Regions from separate parts of the Homo sapiens genome. Here region 2 is linked to region 1. Evidence: chromatin loops called from intact Hi-C (ENCODE). Cell type or tissue: ascending aorta. All regions are shown on one strand. Each heading gives the region's core, and the rest is flanking DNA. Links, peaks and the distances in the headings are about the cores only. Region 1 holds the start of LANCL3 (LanC like family member 3). Region 2 has its middle 51 kb from the start of LANCL3.

Evidence for each region. Peaks named below come from ENCODE experiments on the same cell type or tissue, not always from the same donor. Only the 100,000 strongest peaks of a DNase experiment are listed, where the experiment ranks them.
Region 2: a loop joins it to region 1, with 4 times the contacts of the local background. A loop is called at or near these places in 1 of 110 quality-filtered maps.

The regions. Positions count from the first base shown.
Region 1 is chrX:37,566,549-37,578,312 of GRCh38, forward strand. LANCL3 (LanC like family member 3) reads left to right here and starts at 5,113. Exons shown (of 5, transcript NM_001170331.2): 1 at 5,113-5,895. The coding sequence starts at 5,323. In ascending aorta, for the core only: CTCF peaks have their summits at 5,913 (motif pointing right) and 6,805; DNase peaks (open chromatin) are centred at 5,073 and 5,903; H3K4me3 peaks cover 1,747 bases.
Region 2 is chrX:37,514,633-37,526,396 of GRCh38, forward strand. No RefSeq gene overlaps it. Among named protein-coding and RNA genes, the nearest start is that of LANCL3, 51 kb to the right of the region's middle. In ascending aorta, for the core only: no CTCF peak of the experiment used is centred there; a DNase peak (open chromatin) is centred at 6,609; H3K27ac peaks cover 1,324 bases.

The DNA.
Region 1 (11,764 bases), core at 1,157-9,156:
GCAATGTTATATTATAAGTCATTCAAATCACTCATCCATACACACACATTGTAATACCCAAAGGTATAATTGACATATACTTTCTTCATATCCACTAAGCTAGGGTGTGGACCATTGCTCCTTCTTGGCCAATGTGACCTAATCAAACTCAGTTGCCCCTCCTTCAGGTGGAATGGCGAGTGCCAATTTGCTTGCTTATTTCAGGTGGCTTTTAATTCTGGGATTACATGTGTACTGGCGATCATGATTAGCCTATAATGGCTAACAAAGTGCCCTAAATTGATAAAATGGGAAGTAGAGGGAAAAAAAGACAATAAAGAGAATCAAATCCTATGTTAGAATGCACACTTCTGTGGCTGCTTTTGGCAGAGGTGTATAATCAAGCAACTGGTCAGGAAATTATTCTAGTGGAGTAATGATATTACAATAAATAACGCTGCATCCAAATTAAGTATAGGACAATTAGAGGTGGGGCTTCAAAGAACCCTAATACTTCACCCTACCCTGTATCCATACCCTTTGTCATGCAACTTTGACATTCAACAAAAACACCTTATATTTCCTCATGTGATTTGCCAATAGACTAAGGCAGAAAAGAGTGTGTGGTCCTGAGACTAGACCCTCAGAAGTCTTGCATGTCTCTGCTTTTGCTTTAGCCCCTCTGCCATTGCCATGCAAGTATGCTGGGGTTGGCCAGCTAAAAGACAGCAAAACCCAGCCATGGATGGAAAGAAAATTTTGACATTATGAAGAGCATCACAGACATCAATAAATATCTATTGAGCACATACAATGTGTCAGGCATTGATCTAGATGCCAAGCATACAAGAGGAAACAACACAGACAAAATTTCCTGTTATTATGGGGGTTAAATTTTAGTGGAGAGAGATAGATGGGAAACAAAACAAATAGGTAAAATATGTAGTCATTAGATACTAATGGTTGGTGGAGGGGTAGTAACTTTAAACTAATAAGTTGGAGAAAGTCTCATTGAAAGAGAGGTGAAGAGGCAAGCCATGAGGTAATTTTTTGAAGAGTATTCAAAGGACAGAAAACTGCAAAGGAAAGAGGAGAATTAGGGAAAAGTTTCCAATTATGTTGTTAATCTAATAAAATAGGGATGAGTCACCACAGAGGATATGCTATAAGGAATGAAGAAAGCACTATTCAGTTATCTCAAGCATTTCTAGGATGCACCCTTTGAACAAAATTTTGGAAAACTTTTTGAAAGCATTTCTAGGATGCATTATCCCATAAAATGTATTAAATCTTAATTGGTAAGGTTTGACAGTTATACAATTACTGATTTTTTTTCATATTCACCCATAGAGAGCAATAATTTGCATAAGAGAAACCCTGATTTTAATACTCTCTTTTCTGGATAGTTTTGCATAATTTTTATGCGATTTCCTTGATGAACCCAATAATACTCTCTTCCATCCATAGTTTTGCATAATCTGCATAATAAGGACGTACTGAAGAAGAACTAGGAACTGAGCAATTCAGCAAGATCACAGAAACATGTGTTGGGAGCTGCCTGTCAGCAAATGCTGCTAGAAATTCTGTGACTATCAGGACAAATCTTGCAGATAATGGTAAAATAAATGGCCTTGGCAAGATTTTGTATAGACTGCATATTTCTTGTGGGGTCATCACTACTTTTAAAGAATCCAACTGGAATTGTTATTTCAGAACACAACGTTTTGGGTGCCTGCATACTTCTCTGTCTTCCAGACTTCTCTAAAATATTTATCTTCCTAACTGCTCATTGCCCTGTTGAGTGTAGACTATTGATTAGAGGGGACTTCCAGAGCATTGGATTATGGGAAGCTAGCAGGACATTCCAGTTACCTTGCTCCATAACACATTATCCTAAAACTTCGAGGCTTATAACAACTATATTTTTGTTTGTAATTTTTTGGGTCAGGAATTCTGGAAGGGTCTGGGATGATGGTAATCTGAAGGCTTGACTGGGGTGGATATTTCCAAAGTGGTTCACTCACATAGCTGTCAGTTGATGCTGTCCTCGGGCTGTCAATCCAAGCACTTCCAGGTGACCTCTTCATGTTGTCTGGGCTTCCTCTCGATAAGGCAGCTTCAGGGTAGTCAGATTCTTACAAGGCAGCCCAAGGCTCCAAATGTGAGTGCTGCAACATTTAAGATGGAAGCTGCATTACTTTTTATAATTAAGCCTTGGATGCCATACGGTGTTATTTCCATCACATTCTATTGGTTACAAATGAGATATAAGCCCACCCAGAATTCAGAAGAGGTTGCATGTACCTCCCTCCTGATGAGAGGAATGTCAAGGTCACATTGATTGCAGAGGAACATGTGGCATAGGAGATATTGTTGTGGCCATATTTGAAAAATATAAGCTGCCACACAGGGTTAATTAGCAAAAGTAGAATGTGTGAAGACCCCGAATTCAAGGTAAAGTATAGAGGTCACCATATCTTGTAGAGAAACAGACAAGAGCAAAAACTGCAGAATGTTTACATTCTTGTGCTCACAAGAGGAAAAGGGTCCAAGAATATAGGAGGAGTTTAGACATGTCAGGCTAAGGTTTCAAAAAAGGCCTCACTCTGTGTTCTATACTTTAGGGTACCTTAAGTCTCTCATGGCACTCTCATGGTAATTCATTCATTATTTCATAAACTTTCAGTAAATATCTACTACAGGGAGTAGTGGTAGTAGTAGCAATAGCAGTAGCAGTAGTAGTGGTAGAATAGAGACTATTCTAGGATCTTGCATATCAGTAAATAAATGCAAGAAAAAGCCCTACCCTCATGGAGAGTATATTCTAGTGGAGTAGTGATATTAAAATAAATAACACTGCATGCAAATTAAGTATAGGACAATTAGAGGTGGGGTTTCAAAGAACCCTAACGCTTCACCCTACCCTGTATCCATACCCTTTGTCATGCAAATTTGAAGTTCAACAAAAACACCTTATATTTCCTCATGTGATTTGCCAATAGACTAAGGCAGAAAAGAGTGTGTGCTCCTGAGACTAGACCCTCAGAAGTCTTGCATGTCTCTGCTTTTGCTTTAGCCCCTCTGCCATTGCCGTGCAAGCATGCTGGGGTTGGCCAGCTAAAAGAGAAGAGACATATGGGCCAGAGGCCAGTCACCTCAGTCTCCCCAAGCAAGACCCAACCCACCTCCAGACACCTGAATGAGCCCAGCCAAGATCCTAGATGCATAAACATTAAATTTACTGCCATATGCTATTAGATTTTGTGATTGCTTTTCATACAGCATTTTGGGGCAATAGACAGATGACACAACTGGGAAAAAGTGGAAGAGCTCGTTTTCTTGGAGACGTGTTTACACACAGTTCTATTTTGAAGCCAGTTAGCAGATCCCTGTTGTTGTTGCTGGCGCTACCTCTAGGCTGGAGTGTTTCGAAGAATAATCAGAGTCAGAATTAATAGAGTTGCCTCTAGATTCATGACAAGGGTGAGTGAGGTGTGGAGGAATGAAGTGGAATAAGGCTTCATTTCTGCTGGTAAAGGCTTTATTTTATGTTTCCTTGTCTGAGGGGACAAAAATCACCTCTAATGTCTGTTATGGTTGAGGGATGAGGAAGGAAGTCTCAAGGAGAAACTCAACATTCCTGTTGCTTCTTTGATGCCTTTTCCTCCTTTAACATATCAAGCTCCCTGCCTAAAAGTGGACTTTTATCATTATTATTATTATTAAAAATAAACCTGTTTTGGCAGCATCAAAGGGGGACGATGGCCATACTGTCCTTGAACTATGTGGATGTGTCAGTCCTGGCAATCATGTTGGCAAACTAAGGTTCTTTCCCAGACTACATCAAGTAAGGGTGGAGGGGCAGGGTATTTAATATCTGCTTCCCAATCATGGTGACATTTAACACTTCTGAGGAAAAAAAAATGCCTCCAAACTGGCCTTTCAAGTAAGTGGAGTAGTTACTCTCCCCACAAAGTATCAGAAACTGTTCTATGAGCCACTTACTCCTTTATGTCTTGCACAGTCCCTATCAAAAGTCAAATACTCCTGGGAGACGTGACCTCTTTAGTCTTCAAGAGTCAACACTTTGGGAAAGGCAGAATTATTTCAAACAGCTGAGCACAAGAAAGGCAACTAGCTTGTGTAATTGTTCATTTTCTGTTTTTTCCTACTGAATTGTAAGCTACAAGGGGTCTAGGACCATGTCTATCTTATTCATCCCTCTATTTCCAGGTTTCAGGACACATAGGAGACCCTCCACAACGCCCTTGGGAAAAAAGCAGAAGAGGACAAACATGGGAAAAGAAGGGAGGGAAGGGGGAGATAAAAAGCCTAATTAAATTCTCACAGAGCGTTTATCCTAATATTAACTAGTTAATGACCTCAAGATATGTATTGAGCTTTTACTATGCACGCATGGCAGGAGGGGCGTGCCCCTTCCTTGCCTTAACCTGGTGTGGTTCTTTGACTTTTTACTCCTGTATACTCGAAGAAAACAATACAAAAATCAAAGCTGGGAAAAAAGTTCCTGTATGGGGTATTTCACCGTTTTAATGCATTAAACATGATGTGCTCAAATGCCCCAGCCTTTGGGATTGAAACATTCATAATGAGAACTCCGAAGCGACCAAGATGAAATACAAACTTCAAAGAAGGCGCCCAGTTTTGTCTTGCTACTCTAGCCTAGTTCAGTGGCGCCTCAAACTTTAATGTGCATGCGAATCACCTGGCAATCTTGCTGAATATTCAGATTTGGAGTCAATAGGTCTGGAGTGAAGCCTGAGATGCTGCGTTTTTAACATGCCCCCGGGTGATGCTGATGCTTCTAACCCAAGGACCACACTTTGAGTATACAAGGGACTGGAGACCATCACCTCTACCGCCAGGTGTGTGTATGCTGAGTCCCAGCGTTCCAGATCAGTGTCCCGCACGTCCTCGGCCTTCTGCCAGTAGGGGAGGAGTCGGGGGCGGAGCGGGAGGAGTGGCGCGGGCCCCGCGTGGGTCCTGCCAGAGATCACCTCGGCCCCTTGAAGAGGCAGCCAAGCTGCGGCGGCGCAGGAGGGGGCGGGTTCAGCGAGGGCGCGGCCTCTGAGGGGGGGCGCAGGACACGCATCCCCCGCGATCGCCCGGGCCACTCGGGAGCCTCGCGGCAGCCCGGCGCCCCACTTGGCCATCCGCTCCTTGCCCGCCTCCTCTTGTCACCTCCCGTCTCATCCTTCTCGCTCCTTCCCCGCCGCATACACCGGCATCCGAGTGCCTCAGAGAGCCGGAGGTGGTGTGCGGGGCTGCAGGGCACGACTTCAAGCGGTCCTCAGCTCCGCACTAGGGGGCACGGGCAACAGCATGGACACCAAGCGCTGCTTCGCCAATCGCTTCGATGACTACCAGGGCAGCCTGCTGGCGGGCCAGTGTGAGGAGGCGGTGGCGCCCTTGGTCACCGCCACCATCGAGCGCATCCTCCAGGAGCTTCCCCCACTCGGGGGCGGCGCGGAGGCCCGAGGGGCGACGGCGGGGGCTAGCGCCTGCCAGGGGGGGCTTTATGGCGGCGTGGCCGGAGTGGCGTATATGCTCTACCACGTCTCGCAGAGCCCGCTTTTCGCCACGGCCCGGGAACGCTACCTGCGCTCGGCTAAGCGCCTCATCGACGCGTGCGCCCGCGCTGAGGAGTGGGGCGAACCGGACGCCGACACCCGCGCCGCCTTCCTGCTCGGGGGCGCGGGCGTGTACGCCGTGGCCACGCTCGTATACCACGCCCTGGGCCGGTCCGACTACGTGCAGCCGCTGGGCAAGTTCCGGGCTCTGTGTGCCGTCTGCGCGCCGGTCTCCTTCCTGGAGTGCGGCTCCGACGAGCTGTTCGTGGGCCGCGCGGGTTACCTGTGTGCCGCGCTGGTGCTCAAGCAGAAACTCGCCCAGGAGGTAAGAGGTAGCCCGGGCCGCGGGAGGGCGCTCGCCGCCTGCCCGGCCTCCTTTCCCCGGACTCCGTGGCTCGGGCAGCACTGTCCCGAGTTGCTCTCCAAGTCTTTGTTACTCTTGGTGTGGTGCTAGCATTTCTTCAGTCCCTTGAGGTCTATCTCCTGCTTTTGTCCCTCTTCTTTCCTGTCGTTTTCAGTCTCTCATTTGTTGAGATTCGGCGTCTCTGCGCTTTGTTCGTGTTTTTACGTGGCATCACTCCAGATGCCTGTTAGCTTTCTGGGGGATGACAGTGTGGCCCTTTCAAGTAAGATGAAAACCTCAGAAATGGAAGGGATTTCCTTTCCTTTGACTCTGCTGTCAAAAGCTGAGGCATCCTCGAATGTTAGAGTGCTAGAAAGTAATGGAACTTTTCGGGGCCGATGTGGAGGTAAGTTGCTTCTGGAGCCCTGGGTCTGTAACCAAGAATAACTGCTCAGCTGTGGGTCTGATGTGTTTACTGTTTTGCTTACTATTCAGTTCAACCCATGGCTCTTATTAAATGCATATCTGATAGGAGTGTCCCCTTTAAAAATACATAAATGTAGACGGAAACGTACCCGGAAATGTACCCCATTGTGGTTGAATGTGCATTATTTCACTTAAAAATATTTGCTTAGGATGGGCAAGACCACAGCTTTCTTGACAGGGCAGCTTTTCTTGATGAATAACTTTACAGTGGCTCCTAAAAGTGAATTGGTTTTCACATACATATTTTTTCCTGGACTCACTTTGAAATCAGCATGTGGTTATTAGAAGAGAATATGCCAGTTCCTGTGGAGTAGGAAAAAGAACAAAACTCTGAAGGATCATAGTGACTAGAACGGAGAGAGAGGCACTTTCATTCATAATCCCCTGGAGCCAACTACTGTTCTAGGGAGGAAGTGACACATTTAACTTGGCTTTATTTAGGTGAGAAAGGCGTTTGAAGAAAAATTAAAGGTATATAGAGTGTTTTAAAAGAGTAATTAACTTAGATCACCTCTACAGAGGCAGACAGGGTTTTTTTTTAATAGCAGGTGAGGTTGATTCAAGTGAGAAAAAAGATTACTAAAGAATGTGCACTGTGTTAGCTGGGCAGCAAAGGTTTATGTCACAAAGTTGTCTTGAAATAGTTTGCTCTGCTTCTGAGTCACTGTTAACTGCCAGCAGTTTTTCAAATGCCCTTCCAGTTGTAGAAAACCTTTTAGAAGGCCACAGAGATATTTACATATCATTTGCATTGCATTTGCATCTGCTCCCCTCACCTTGTAGTCTGGCAGCAGGCAATTTTCAAATTTTTTTTTCCAATTGTTTTCCTTAATCTTGCCTCTTCCCCTTTCCATGCCTTGAGGCCTTTTTTCCAGAATGGAATGGGAAGAGTGTGTGACCACTAGATCACACAGGTGGAAGCAGACCAGAAGGACTCTGCCCAAAAACTGGTGGTTCAGGCCATTCTGCAACACTGATCCACACAAGACATCTATTAAGACCTCTCTTCTGCCCTCCTGCCAAACCAGGTCTTTTTTTTTTTTTACTAATCGAGTTGAGGTGCTTTGGCCCCTGCTCCCAGGAGATGGAACAAGCTTCAAGGATAGCAAAAAAAAAAAAAAAAAAAAACCCACCACCACCACCAACAAAAACAGGTCTTAACCTGAGCCTGAGCAAACCAGTTAGTTCCAGTGCCAGCTGCAGCTGTGTCAATTCAAGACTTTCTGGCTTGAAAGGTGTAGGGCAGGGGCTAAGCATGCCAGGCTGGAAGCCCTTTGAGGGGAAAGTAGAAGTTTTATACCCCATCCCCTCCCCGCAAATCCTAGCCAGCACAGGACTTTGTCCTCAGTAGGTGATCCATAGACCTTGATTAGATTGAATTGCGAATTTGTGTCATTTCTCTATAAATAATCTCTCAGTATGTCCTGGGTTTCTTCCCCTCCGATGTCATTTATATTCACATTCCTCTGGCAATTCCCTCAGTTATCGCTCTAATTTAGATCCTCCCCACATTACTGGGCACATCTTTGCCACCTAATAAATAGTTGAATGAATGAATCACCATATATTGGGATTAGTGCAATATACTTTGAGCTAGAATCTCCCACTCAAGCCGTTCCATCTACCTCTAAGAAACAAATATTTCAAAAGACATTTTTCATCATGTTATTTCCCTGCTCAACATACTGCAGTGGCTCCCTATTACTTTTTCTCCAGTGGCTTGTCATCTCACAAAGTTATGATTCTTAAAAATAGCCGAGAAGGCCCCACATGATCTAGCCTCCTACACTCCTACTCTACTCCTTGCTCATTCTTCTTCAACCACACTGGCCATCTTCCTGTTTTAGTTACTTTCCTGTCTCAGGCTGTTTGTTCTTACAGTTCTTTCTACTTGGAACACTCCCTCTAGATATTTATAGCTAGATCTCTGACCTTGTATAGGTGTGTGTGTGTGTGTGTGTGTGTATGTATATATATATATATATAATTTTTTTTTGAGACAGAGTCTCACTCTGTCACCCAGGCTGGAGTGCAGTGGTGCAACCATGGCTCACTGTAGCCTCGACCTCCTGGGCTCAGGCGATCCTCCTACCTCAGCCTCCCAAGTAGGTGACACCACAGGCATGTGCCACCACACCCAGCTAATTTTTTGTACTTTTTGTAGAGACAGAGTTTCACCACGTTGCCTATGCTGTTCTGGAACTCCTGGGCTCAAGTGATCTGCCCGCCTCAGTCTCCTAAAGTCCTGGGATGACAGTCATGAGCCACTGTGCCTGGCCTTGTATAGGTCTTTACTTCCTCAATGAGGCTTTTCCTGACTACCCTATTTAAAATTGCAACCCCACCCTCAACTTATCCCCCTTTCGTGATTTGTTTTACTTAAATTGTTTATTTATGTCTTCGCTGATTAGAATGTAAGCTCCATAAGGGTAGACATTTTTGGTTTCATTGATGTTCATTGCCAAGACTGCCTGACACATTTTTAGATGCCCAGCTTTGTGTGTGTTTGCAAATATCACTCAATTTTAGTGGTGTCCCATTTATCAATATTTTCCTTTACGGTGGTAGTTTTGGTGTCATGTTTAAAGAAATCCTTTCCTACTGCCAAAGTTTCAGTAAATATTTGTTAAATGAATGAATGAATGAATTATAGTTTCTTCCAATTATTTTTCATGGCTTAAGCTCAACCAATAAAGCAGTGCTTCTTAAACTTTAATGTGCTTAGGAATCACCTGCAGATCTTGTAGAGCTGCAAGTTCCTGGGTGATCCTGATGTTGCGGTAGAGCATGCTTTGAATAGCAAGGCAATACTGTGCTGCATAGGTTTTGGCATTATACCTGCCACCTCTATTAAGGCATACTATGAGACGCCATTCTATGAAGCTTGATATGTTTATTTAAAAGGTCTATAGTTTAGAATGCTGATTACTATATTCTACCTTTCACTCTAAAGACCCACAAGAGGAATTGCTCTCAGATTGTAGAGACAGTAATAGTTGTGTGACTCCTGGCAATTGATTGAATTTTTAAAATCGTCAAAATATGTCATGTAACTGATTCTATTTCTCACTTTGTGTTGGCTACTAGGGAGTGTATGGCTAGAATTGTGGTCCATATAAGCTAGCGTACAGTACCTTAGCAGATCTATATTTATGTGTGGACATTTCCCCTGGGTTTATCTAATTTGTTTCTTCCTTAGTTTACCCTTTTCTAGGTTCTTTTCTTTTTATTTGATTTTGTTGTTTGTATTTATGTTTATAAGGTTCAGATATAAGAAAAAGATGTATGTGTATGTGGCAAGAGACAGAGAATCCCTCTCTCCAGGCATGTATTTTCACTTAACTTGGCCTTCCTGGAATAGTTCCAAGGGTTTCTTAGGCAGATATCCTTGAGCAATGGGGCATTGAAGTCTCAAGAAATCATGCCATAAAAACTTATATTGGGCCCATTCGGCTTTCCACTGATTGGTGGAAATGTAGCAGACAACGGCAGAGGGATTCTGGGGAGACCTAGGATCTCAGTTAAAATAATAATTCTGCCACTGAGTGATCTTGGAAAAATATTTTAACATCGTTGAGGCTTAATTTCCTCACCTGTAAATTGATTAATAAGAGCTTCTTCGTTGACTTGTTCTGGTTTTCATTCATTCATTCAGTAAATGTCAGGTTTCTACATGGTGTGAGGCAACTTACTAGATGCTTGGGTTCAGTAGTGAACCAAAAATAAAAGTCTGTTGGTGAAGAAAAAAATAACATCAGTCTTTTTAGATAAGTGCTCTTAGGGATGTAATCAGGAACTAACTGAGGACAGGTGGCAAAGGGGAGGGCTGCTGTTTGGTAGGAAAGCTTCTCTGTGGAGGCAGCGTCCTGGCTTATCACTAGAGCATGGGAACCAAGTGGCTGCTCTAAGAACAGGCATTCCAGGCAGAGGGCAAGAGCCCCTAAGGTAGGAAATGACTTGGACATTTCAAAGAAATAGAAGGAGGCTAGCATGGCTGGAGCAGAGAGAGAGCAGGGGATAGAGGAGTTTGAAACCATGGAAGGAGACATGAGCAGGGTAAAATCAGATCCTGGAGGCCCAAGTTAGTCAAAGTTAGGAGTCTGCATTTGTTTCGTGTTTAAAGGAGGAAATATCTTGATCTGACTTACCTTTTAAAAAGATCGCCCTGGTTTTCTGTATTAAGAGTGGATTGACAATATTAAGAATGATAACAAGGGGGACTGGTTATGGGGGGTCTAAACCCCTTTTGTGCCAAGGACTCCTTGTCAGTCTGGTGAAACCTACAGGACCTCGTCTTAGAATAATATTTTTAAATGCATAAAATAAAACACACAGAATTACAAAGGAAGTCAATTATATTGCAACCATGTTACCAAAACATTTTTAAAATGTGTGAGCAGTAGCGTATGTGCTCCTTTATCAACACATTAAATAAGATTTTACAGCAGGCTAAAGGATGATGATACTTTTGAAACAGTGATGAGAGTCAATGATATTTTGAGATACCTTCCACAGCTACAGTGTGGTATGCATCTGTGATTTCTGTAGGTGACAAAGTTACAAGTACAACTAGTGGTTTGTAGTTTACATTTGTAACGAAATGCTAATTTGTTTAAGTAAGCTAGGAAACATGTAGATGTGATTTTATTTCCCCAGCCAAAGGAGACTGGTTTGGAAGTTGCTGTGATGACCAGTCCTAGATAAAGTACCTAGTACAGTGCTTGGCACATAGTAGCTGCTAAATGGAATCAATGGTAGCCTTTTTCGCTACTACTAACAGAAAACCTAAGGTAATTCTGAATATCAGATAGAAAATGATACTTAATATGACGTATCTATCTTCCTGCTGTGATTTGAAAACAACAACAACAAATTATTGCAAAGTTGTTAATTGGGTCTTTGGCTCATTTCTAAGGCAGGTGGTTGGCAGCTGTATAAGGGGCAATGCTTTTAGCTGTAAATAACAAAATGCCCAATAAAAAGTCATCTAAATAATGAGAACATTTATTACCTCACTTAGCAAGGAGTGGAAAACTAGGCCACTCCAGGATTGTTTCAGCAACTCAGGAGAGTTATCCAAATCCAAGCTCTTTCCAGGCGTTTTCTCTGCTATTCTCAGTGTTTGAGCTGTTTCACCTTTCAATGTTGTAAGATGGCTGCTGTCATTGCAAACATAGTGTTCCCCTAACTGAAGTGGTGAGGGAAGGTCTGAGGCTTTTTTTCCCCCTGCATCTTTTTCTAAAGTCATGTAGAACATTCTATCCTGGAAGAATTTCCCTCTGACTCATTGCCCAGCACTTGGTCATTAGCCAGTTCTAGTTTCAGGGAGGCTGGGAAGGCTAGTGTTTTTATTTTTAACCTTGAT
Region 2 (11,764 bases), core at 1,971-9,970, 51 kb before region 1:
GGGTACAGCATGAGGGGATGATTAGCAAGAACTAGGTCAATAAACAAAAGAAGTTTTCTGGAGAGAAGTTTGCTTAAAATGTGTTGATGAACCTCAATTTAAAAGACACTTTCTTAATATTCCTGTCTAGCCAATGCCCTCCTTCTTGTCTCTACCCTAGAATTCCCAAGACATGGACAAGAATTCATAGAATTCTGACTATGCCATAATCAAACACTGGAAGGAATTGAGTAGGTGGTGACTAGTCTATATTTTAAGTTGAGAGTCTCACTGGGCTGCCACTTGGTGTGATGCCATTGGCCCAAGTTCTGACCCTCATATTTATAAAACCACAGGTTTGACTTTCTCAGTGAACCCAAAGGTGAACAGCTTCTCCGTGAGTGATCAGCAGACTTTTTCTATAAAGTATAAATATTTTACAATCTACAGGCCATATTGTCTTTGTCACAACTATTTAACTCTGCTGTTGTGGTGTGAAAGTAGCCACAGACTATATGTAGATGTGGCTGTGTTCCAATAAAACTTTATTTACAAAATTTAAAGGCCGGCCAGATTTAGCCTACAGGCTATAGTTTGCCACTCCCTGTTGTAGAAGATTGACTCACACCAACAATATTTCCAAGTCATTAATCAGTCACCAATAGGACTCATATAAGCAGGACAGATTATTACTGCATCTTTGATCAGAAATTGGCCACTAGAGAAGCTCAACTTCAAATCAGAAGTTTGTTTAGTAAGCAACAGGTGAGGCAAATGAATGTTTTGGTTTGTGTTCTTACAGAAGTGACCCTGATATGGTTTGGGTATTTGTCCCCTCCAAATCTCATGTTGAAATGTGATATGCAATGTTAGAGGTGGGGCCTGGTGGAAGTGTTTGGGTCATGGAGGTGGATCCCTCATGAATGGCTTGGGGTCCTCCCCATGGTAATGAGTGAGTTCTTGCTCTATTAGTTCATGGGAGAGGTGGTTGTTTAAAGGAGCCTCTTACCTTCTCCTCTCTCTCTTGTTCCTTTTCTCACCATGTGACATGCCTCCTCCCCCTTTGCAATCTGCCAAAAAGTAGAAGCTTCCGGAGGCCTCAACCGAAACCATGAATATGCTGGCCCCATGTTTGTACACTCTGCAGAGTGATGAGCCAAATAAACCTCTTTGCTTTATAAATTACCCAGTCTCGGGTAGTCCTGTATGGTAACACAAAATGAAGACTCTGAGGCAATGGTTTAAATGTAAGTAATTTATTTGGCAGATAATCCCAGCAACTATCATTAAGGAAATAGAGAAATAAAAACAAGGAATGGAAAGAAGCCAATAAAATTTGCATTATTAAGCAAGATCACCAAAGTCAAGGAGAACATAATCTCCCTGGGAGAATGTGCCTCTGATTTATACCAGTCATGGCACAAGGGAGCTGGGATATTTATCCAGTAACTCGATCCATCATTGGTTGGGGGTTGCTTGTGGGGAGGATCAGAAAGAGCCCCACTGTCCAAAGAAAGGCTTCAGGCTGAGGGTTGTAGGTGCTGGCAGCTGGAAGTTGGACAGCATGTATGAACATGGTAAATGCCAAGGGGCTATGGAGGGAGGGCACCAACAGCATCTGTTAGACTTGTTTTCTCCCAAATGATATTCATAAGGTAGCACAGCTTACTGAGTAAATTTTCTATTACAAGATTTTTTTTCTGTATAAATGGAACTGCTCCTGTAAATCCAACCAACATCCTCTCCATGGTATTTGATAGGCATTAACACATATTTTTAACAGTTAATCCATTTTGTGAAATAGTTTCCCTTAACCATAGTTGGTATAATCCCAAGATAGAACATATTAGAATTGTCATGAATATAGCTTTTTCAAATTGTTTTATATTTTGTTTACTAATATCTTTTTTAATATTTGGGAATCATGGGGCTTGGGACTGAAAGTGGACCAAACCTCACCCCACTCTTATTTGGCCTTGGCGATTCAGTGTACTATCTGTGCTCTCTTGCCATATTTATTGCTAGAGGCAGCCAAAGGCTGGCCTGTGGGAGTAACTATGGAAAACAAGAGTGTGTACACACTCTCTGAGGACACACCCTAGTTTTGGAACACAACCCCATAAATGAGGAACTCCACAATGCTGGCATGTCCAGGGCAAAGTTCTTAGGCTGTTCCATTAACTTTGTGCACCACTTCCATTCTCCTTGAAGCCAACCAACAGCAGTCTAAGCCTAACAGTTGAGCTCATGGGCTTTGGCACCATGCAGACCCAAGGTAGATTACTATCTCAGCCACTTGGCTTTGCTGCATGACATATTCATTCAGACATAAATGTCAATACCTTCCTGGGCATCCTGTGAAAAATCCACTTTCACAAAAGCATTTCAGGACAATGTAGACTTTCTTAACATTTCACAGTAGAGGCCAAGAAAGAGTTCACATCATTTTCCTCAAAGCAATCAACTTAAAAATTTCAATTGACATTTATATTCTCCCAAGTCCCTTCTTGGCCTTCCTGATACAACGATTTTCTCTCTGTCCTTCATACAATGCTCACCGTTATAGGCTCCATTCTCTTCATCCTTCCCCTCACTTCTTTTCTCTTCCATTGTGATATGCAGTTGAGCCCCACTTAGCTCTCCAGCTCATCAACATAAAGGGTTCTCCAGTTAATAGGACCCACCTGCCTTAGAAGAGAAGTGGGATTATGTGTTATTTGTGGCAAGGGGTAAGGGATGAGAATTATTTCATACGCCTCATGTATCCATAAAGGACTTCTACTTAATATGTATTTTTGTGTGTATGTATGTTTCCACTTTATTCCCTGAGAACTAATCACATGTTGGTAACACTGCCAGCCTCTCTCTGCTCCTTTGTCTATTCCTTTCCAGTAGTGAAGAAGCACAACTTTTCTGATCAGAAACAGTAAGAAAAGGAACAAAGTAGATGTGTATGGCAGCCATTCAGGTGTGGCACTTGCAGAACCTCTCAGGAAAGAATTTGCCACTCAGTTGCAAGGAGTGCAGCTGGTTGACAGCCTCCAACTTTTGAAGGCCACATTCTTCTCGGGAAGCCTAGCCAATGAGGAAACACAGAAGAAATGCTAAGGCCTGACCGTTTCTGCCAATATGGGACTCAATTAACAGGAATTATTTGCTTTGGAGCTGCCCTAGGTGTTGACTGAGACTTTGTCAAATCTGCATTGAGATCCCAGGCTTGCCCTGACCAAACTTACTTTCTCCCCTTCGCTCAATCTTGCTTTCTCACCTCTTTCCTTTCATAGGTGTCATAGCCACAGCATGGTCTAAGACTTTCCCTGCCCAGTTTTGCTTCCTCTCCCTTTCATCTTTCATAAGATTTACCTCCACATATACTGTTTGCACTACTAACTCTGTCTCAGAGTCTGCTTCCAAAAAGACCCAAATAATACAGTGTGGCTCTACAGCTCTACTTCTCTTTTTCTGTCTCTCTGTCTCTCTCTTATAATTTGTACAGAAGATTCAAACACTCTTACAATCTCCATGTGCTGCATGTCTTAGGGAATGTTTTTCTGCTACGAGTGGGAGGCTGGATTCTTGGGTATATTGTTAGGGGCACAGTTTTGGGGGGCCCATTATGACTACATATCTAGTCTCATTCTGCAATTCAATCTTAATTCGACAAAGGTGATTTTTTATCTCTGTTTTATTCCTGTGTTTTATGTCTCAATTAGTTTGTGACTCTGGAGAGAAATAAAAAGGGCTGCTTTATTTATCCTTTCCACCCCAGCATGAATAGGGGTTGAATATTTAAAAATTCTTATATGTAATTTAGAAGACTTGAATGATTTTCCAAAGGCCACATAGGGTATTCATTCTGCTCTATTCTTATGAACTCATTTAAAAAATTCATCCAAAGCATGATCTTAAAAAGTAATGAAAACTGAGCAGAGTGACAGAAAGAATTTGATTAATAAAGACACTATTGCAATAATTACTTCTGCTGATGGACTTATTGCTTCCTTGAAGATGTAAGGATAGAATGTATGGACCGTGAGCATGAGGCTTTCCTAGAATTTTAGTGTGTGTATGTATGCTCAGTGTGTGTGTGTTGCGGGGTGGTTCCTTGGTCCTATACAGGTTGTTCGGAAAGAGGCACTAGCAGACCAGTTTTAGGGTACCAGTCCTTTCACATTCCTGTCTTTGGGAATCACTGTGCATACAGTTTTTGCTGAAGTGTTGGCCTAGGGCACTCCAACCTTCCCTACCAGCTGCCTGGCCCAGCTTGCCTCAGGTGCCTTCCCTGTAGTGTCACTCATTGTTGCTGCCCCATCTGTAACCTCTCAGCTTATCCAGGAGAGCATGTGCAACTTCCGTGGACAGTTACTTCTTCCTATACTACCAGAGGCTTCTTACCTTAAGTACCTGTATTTCTGTGACCTAGGACATTCTCTGGCTATGAGAGTATGCTACACTCACTTGTGAGGCAAGCCAGGAAGGGCCAGGCAATTTAATGACCTAGAAGTGACTTTCACAAATGAAGAACAGAATTTGGTGGGTACCTCTCCAATTTCCTTCCTTCTCTTGGAGGGATAATTCTAGGGCATGATGTCTCATGATTAGCAGCATGAGAGATAGCAAAGCCTCTCAGCAGGTCCCTAGTGGATTGAGCTCCCTCGTAATAACTCACTCATGAATGTGCCTTTTATTGAATGTCTTCCCCTTTCTCATTTTTCCCCTCTATGCTTCCTGGTATTACTCCTTGCTATGCACTGAATGCTTGTAACCCCTCAAAATTTACATGTTGAAATGCTAATCTTCAGTATGATGGTATTTGGAGATGAGGCCTTTGGAAGGTAATCAGGTTACTAGGGCGGAGCCCTCATTATGTGATTAATGCACTGAGAAGACACGAGAGAGGTTGTTTTCCTCCTTCTCTGCTCTCCACCATATGAGGATACTGCGAAAAGACTACCAGTTTCAAACCAGAAAGAGAGCTCTCACCAGCACCCAACCATGCTGGCATCCTGATTTCAGACTGCTGGCTTTCAAAATAGTGAAAAAAATATTATTTTTCTTTCAGCTACCCAGTCTATGGTAATCTGTTTTAGCAGCCCAAACTAAGACATCCCCTAAATAAACTGCTTGTATCTAAACCCTTCTCCCAGGATCATCTTTTCGGAGAACTCAAGCTAAGATACTACCCCCGCTCTTACCAGATTTTTTGGGGAAATTAAAAGAAAGGGTGAGGGTAAGAAAACAGAAAGGAGCAGACATGTGGAATTTAGCGGAGTTGCAGAAACTATGGAGATTTGGGGTGAAGAACAAGGAACTCCTATGGTGACTTTCTCCAAAAAGGCTTTGAGAAAACAACCCCTCTCTATTACCAACTCCCAAGGCACAGTCTCATATCCATGAGCAACCCCACTTCTAGTTTATGTGTGATTCAGTTTTTTCCAAGCTAAACCTGCTTGACTTGACGAGAAGGCCAAATAAATTCAAGCTTGCTCCAAACATGTCTCTTTAGATCAGGTTATTCTCATTTGTAATGAAGAAACTGAGGCAGCTAGCAGGTTGATCATTCGTAACACTCTTTTTTAACTATAACATTCTAAAATGTGGGAGCAGCTCTCGTCCCAATAGCAATCCATGATTAAATAACTATGAAGTTTGGAAGTTGGGCCTGTAAACATTTCTATAGAGAGCTACTTCATTCATTTTGTTTTATTCGATTCATGTTAGTTTCTAATCAGTTCCCAAAGAGGGTGGAGTATCCTCTTTGAAGGCCCATAGTTTTATATGACTTCACCTTTCTCAGACAACCCAGTGATTTGTAATCAAGAATGAATATTTCTGCCAAGTAAAAAATGTTTAACATTATCCCAGCTTAGTAAGGGGAAAGGCAGGGGATAAGGGTGGGTAGCAGGTAGAACCTTCATTAGAGTGAGATGGCTCCCTGAGGAAAACAACTGCAACTGTGTTTTTCGAGTTCTATTCTCAATTTTTTGTTTTCTTTTTTGAGAAAGAGCCTGGCTCTGTGACTCAGGCTGGAGTGTAGTGGGGCGATCTCGACTCACTACAACCTTCGCCCTGCTGGGCTCAAGCGATCCTCCCACCTCAGCCTCCCAAGTAGTTGGGACCACAGGCATGCACCACCACATCTGGCTAATTTTTTGTAATTTTAGTAGAGATAGGGTCTTGCCATGTTGCCTGGGCTGGTCTCGAACTCCTGAGCTCAAGCTGTCTACCTGCCTCAGCCTCCCAAAGTGTTGGGATTATAAGCATGGGCCACTGTGCCCGGCTCAAGCTCTGTTCTATTCAGCCAATTACCTCAGCACAGGACAGGGCAAGGAAATGGGGCCGGGGAAGGGGTCCCTGTTACTATGGTTGGTGCCTTGGGAAATATATTCCTTGGGGCTATTATTACTGCCTATTACATAAGTAAGCTCAATTAAAGCCAGGCTTATCAGTCAAAAATCTCTGCAACCAATCAATAAAGGACTCAGGATATGCAAACCGTAGTGTCATCCAACTCATGTGTTTTTAGATTTTGAGATAATATTTTTTGAATTCCTGTAGAGGAAGGAATACCTACATAGCATTGGCTCCTAAGAAAGTGACTCAGCAGGCCCCATCAAAGATTGCCATTGAATCAGGCCGTAGGGTTTGGCAGGAGGAGGAGGGCTGGAGAATAGTACAAGCTGAGGGCTGAATCACACTGGCTGGCACTGCAAAGAACCCCATCTAACTCTAGTTAATGCCAGCATTCCATCTAGTTTAGCTCACAAATGGATTTTAGGTACTTCCTGCCATGTAGACTTTCTTGCTTCTCATGCTGTGCTGAAAATAACCTGCTAAGAAACCTGGAAGACCCCCCTCCCCTTGCTTAACCAAATGTCAAAGATTTATTACCAATAATGGACAAACTAACATCATGTGCCTCTTGTTGTGGTGCTGTAACAGGGACACACAGCCATTTAAGTAGTATTTCTGCCAGAAGAGTACCTAAACCAACTGTAATCATGAGGAAACATCAGACAAACTCAAACTGAGAGATATTTTACAAAACAGCAGGCCTGTGTTCTTCAAGAATGTCCATGTCATAAAACACAAAGAAAGACTGGGAACTAGTCCATGTTAAAGGAGGCCAGAGAGACGTGACAACTAAGTGCAACACATTAACATGGATTATATTTAGGAGGAAAAAGAATAGAATGACCAGAAAAACTTTGTTGCAACAACTGTGAAAACTGAATATGGACTGTATATTATATAATAAAGAGCATGGTATCAATGTTAAATTTCTGGAATTGGATACACGTACTATGGTTTTGTAAGAGAATTTTTTTCTTTTGTTTGCTTTTCTTTTAATATTTTTAGAGACAGGGTCTTGCTCTGTCACCCAGGCTGCCTTACATTGGCTTGGTCATAGGCCACTGTAACCTTCAACTCCTAAGCTGAAGAGATCCTCTTGCCTTGGCCTCCCAAAGTGCTGGGATTACAAGTGTGAGCCATGGTGCCTGTCCCAGAATTCTTGTTCTTGGGAAATATATGAAGTTAGCTGCATCTGTCTGTCTCTTCATTCAGGTATTTCAGTGTGTGTTTGTGTGTCTGTGACACACATTTGTAAAATGTTAAAAATTGATCTATCTAAACGTAGAAAGTTATGTGTATTATACTTTATAATAACACTTTGACAGAGAAACAAGGACATCGTAAAATTGTACCCAGCTGGTGTAAGTGGTGAAACTATCAATCCAAATACATGGAATATTGTCTAAAGTTTATAAGAACCAAATTTATACAAATTATATGTTAAGATTATGGCGCAACTTAATGGAAGTCTTATATTTATATTTGTATACACTTAAATATTATTATAATTAATAAAAACTTAACCAATCTACAAATGAAGTGTAAGAAATTTAGGTATTTATCTTAACTGTTTTCAAGATAATTAATAAACTAAAAGTCTTAGACAAACTACAGAAAGTCATGTGTATTGTATATGCAACTATTTTGCAAGTTTTAAATTATTTCTAAACAAAAATTTAAACAATACCAAATTATTTATTATTATTATTTTATGAAAAGTAAATTACATACAGAAAATTTTTCTGCAAGATCCTGCTCCCATAGTAAAGTAGAAAGGGAATGGGCCTGGAGCACCTGAGAACTGGTTACTCCTAGCTCCACCATTAAATAACTGAGCATTGTGGGAGAAAGTCACTAAATTACCCGAGACTCAATTTTCTGTAAAATCGACTCCTCACATTTGCAGGACTTCTCTTCCCACATCTTCACTCTAAGAACACCAAATCATAAACTCCTTTTCAAGTGTATTTATTCTTTATTGATTAATTTAAATATAGCACCCTTCTTCCTGAGAGCAAAGCCACAAACCACCAACAATGACCGACTTCAAAATAAATGTCTGCAAATGCAATTAAGTGCATTTTAGAATAGACTTGTACTAACAGGAAGTATAATTAACTCAGAGGCATTCTTATGGAGTAATCCCAGGTTTGTTATATAGGTTCATTTCATCCATAAAGTCAGGAGAATACAATTGAGTTGTACAGAACATCAGCATATCTGACACATTTTAATAAGGGAGATACAGATTATATCCCAAATAAATTAAGAAATGGCAAAAAATAGTAATGAATAGTTTCGTTAACAAATTATGACATGATCTGCTGGCAATATTAGTCTGACTCCTACTGATGCAATAAGGCTGACAGCTAGCTGCAAAAGTAATTAATCTGAACAGAAATTGACTGTGAACTGTGCTTGGCTTAAACTTGGACTAACCATCCTGCTGACCTAAGAGAAATCCATGCAGTAAATTGCTTCAAGAGACACAGGATACAGAAAATTCTGCTTTAAAATGGTAAAGTATCATTTTCATTTTGAGACCTACTTTCAGGCACTAAATTAAATTTTAGATGACCTCAGCTTTTATCCTGTCTCTAAAAGATCCAACTCAGAAATTTGTCATGCTTCCAGTTTCCAAAACCTAGTATTGGTAGTTTTTCTGAGATGAATTCCAAGGCTCGTTCAGCTTGGTTAGGTAATTATAGTTATTATCATGAAAAAAACTAGGTCAGATCAGTTCAATTTTTTTTCTTTTTTCTTTTGCAAAAAAGAATAATATGTGAATGTTTTAGACAGGTCATTTTGTATTCAGCAACTAACTCTGGCTTTTATTACTTGGCCACGACATTGGTAGAGGTCAACTGCAAAGCAATGAGCAGGCAGGCTAGAGTAACTTATGTCAGGCGTGTGACAGCTGCATAGTGTTGCAGCATTGGCTTTTTCCTCAACACGGATATACTGAGCTACTGCCCCACCTCCAACTCTGTCATCTTGGAAAAGTGAGTTTATTTATTTATCCCTAATATGTTATTTATTTCCTTCCTTCCTTCCTTCCTTCCTTCCTTCCTTCCTTTCTTCCTTCCTTCCTTCCTTTCTTCCTTCCTTTCTTTTTTTTGACTGAGTCTTGCCCTGTCACCCAGGCTGGAGTGCAGTGGCGCCATCTTGGCTCACTGCAACCTCCACCTCCCAGGTTCAAGCAATCTTCTCCCCTCAGCCTCCTGAGTAGCTGGGATTACAGGTGTGTACCACCAAGCCCAGCTAATTTTTTTGTATTTTTAGTAGAGATGGGGTTTCACCATTTTGGCCAGGCTGGTCTTGAACTCTTGACCTCAAGTGATCTGCCCACCTTGGCCACTCAAAATGCTGGGATTACAGGTGTGAGCCGCCGTGCCTGGCCTATCCCTAATATGTTCTATCTGTAAAATGGGAATATGATTTTATTTCCTGAAAATCAGTGACTGAACAAAGAAAAAAGAACAAAGAGAAGATAGAACAAAGAGTTTTTACTCCACAAGGAATTGTGCATGTGGAAATGTATTATCTTCTTTTTGCTTTTCCCCAAAGCTCCTCTGAAATGAGAGGAAAGCGGATGTTTTAAAGACAGAAACCTAAAAGGGTAAGTACAATAGGAGATAAGATATCAGCAACACAATTTGGAAACTGGAAAGCAGTAAATGACCTAGGAAACCTAAGAAATGTAATTTCTAAACTGGCAGGGAGGAAAGCTGAGAACCAATCTGATCCACCCAGAAGCACCCTGAAAAGCTTAGGACTGGTGCTAATAGTAAACCCTGAAAATTGGGGTGAGGACAGGGCTAAAAGCAGAAGGATTAGGTGAACTTCTGTGTACAAAGCATTTGGAATCCAGTACACCTCCCTCACCATGTGCAGCATTTGGCTGTCCTGCCCACACTCAAGCAACAACTGGGGATTAGTCTATGGAGAGGATAAGGCAAGGAATTTCAGGACCAGAGAACACCGGGCACAGCTGAGATCAGAAGTACTGTGTGAAAACTTGGGGATTAAATAAACATTTATAGACAAAATTTGAGATGCTGCATCTCCCAGATTTCTTCCTCCACTCAGCTCCTGTAGCAATGGCAGTCTGACTTGTGACCTCCAGGCAGGTTATTGGATAGTCCTTCTCTGTAGATGTTTACATTAAATGTTCCCCAAGGGAATAGGACAGTCATGTCACCACATTACCATGTTACCCACACTCGGCAAAACCCAACTAACTCCCATAGAGTTTTCAGTCAGTTTTTCAATACATCATATTTAAGGATGAACAGATAAACCAAATAAAGTAATTTTCTGAGAAAATCCTCCAGACTGAAAGATGGAGGCCAAAAAAAACAAAACAAACATACAATTAAAAATGGAATGTGGGAGGACAAACTGAATTTGTAAGGAGAAGATAATTTTAAAGAATAAAATTTCACTGTGATGCTAGTTTCTCTCGCTGTGCAGAAGCTGTTTAGTTTAATTAGATCCCATTTGTAAATTTTGGCTTTTGTTGCAATTGCTTTTGGTGTTTTCATTATGAAATCTTTGCCCATGCCTATGTCCTGAATGGTATTGCCTAGGTTTTCTTCTAGGGTTTTTATGGTTTTGGGTTTCACATTTAAGTCTTTAATCCAATTTGAGTTAATTTTTGTATAAGGTGTAAGGAAGGGGTCCAGTTTTTGTTTTCTGCATATGGCTGGCCAATTTTCCCAGCACCATTTATTAAGTAGGGAATCCTTTCCCCATTGCTTCTTTTTGTCAGGTTTGTCGAAGATCAGATGGTTGTAGATGTGTGGTGTTATTTCTGAGGGCTCTGTTCTGTTCCATTGGTCTATATATCTGTTTTGGTACAAGTACCATGATGTTTTGATTACTGTAGACTTGCAGTATAGTTTGACGTCAGGTAGCGTGATGCCTCCAGCTTTGTTCTTTTTGCTTAGGATTGTCTTGGCTATATGGTCTCCTTTTTGGTTCCATATGAAATTTAAAGTAGTTTTTTTTCTAATTCCATGAAGAAAGTCAATGGTAACTTGATGGGAATAACATTGAATCTGTAAATTACTTTGGGCAGTATGGCCATTTTCACGATATTGATTCTTCCTATCCATGAGTGTGGAATGTTTTTCCATTTGTTTGTGTCCTCTCTTATTTCCTTGAGCAGTGTTTTGTAGTTCTCCTTAAAGAGGTCCTTCACATCCCTCGTAAGTTGTATTCCTAGTTATTTTATTGTCTTTGTAGCAATTGTGAATGGGAGTCACTCATTATGTGGCTCTCTGTTTGTCTATTATTTGTGTATAGGAATGCTTGTGATGTTTGCACATTGATTTTTGTATCCTGAGACTCTACTGAAGTTGCTTATCAGCATAAGGAGATTTTGGGCTAAGACCATGGGGTTTTCTAAATATACAATCATGTCATCTCC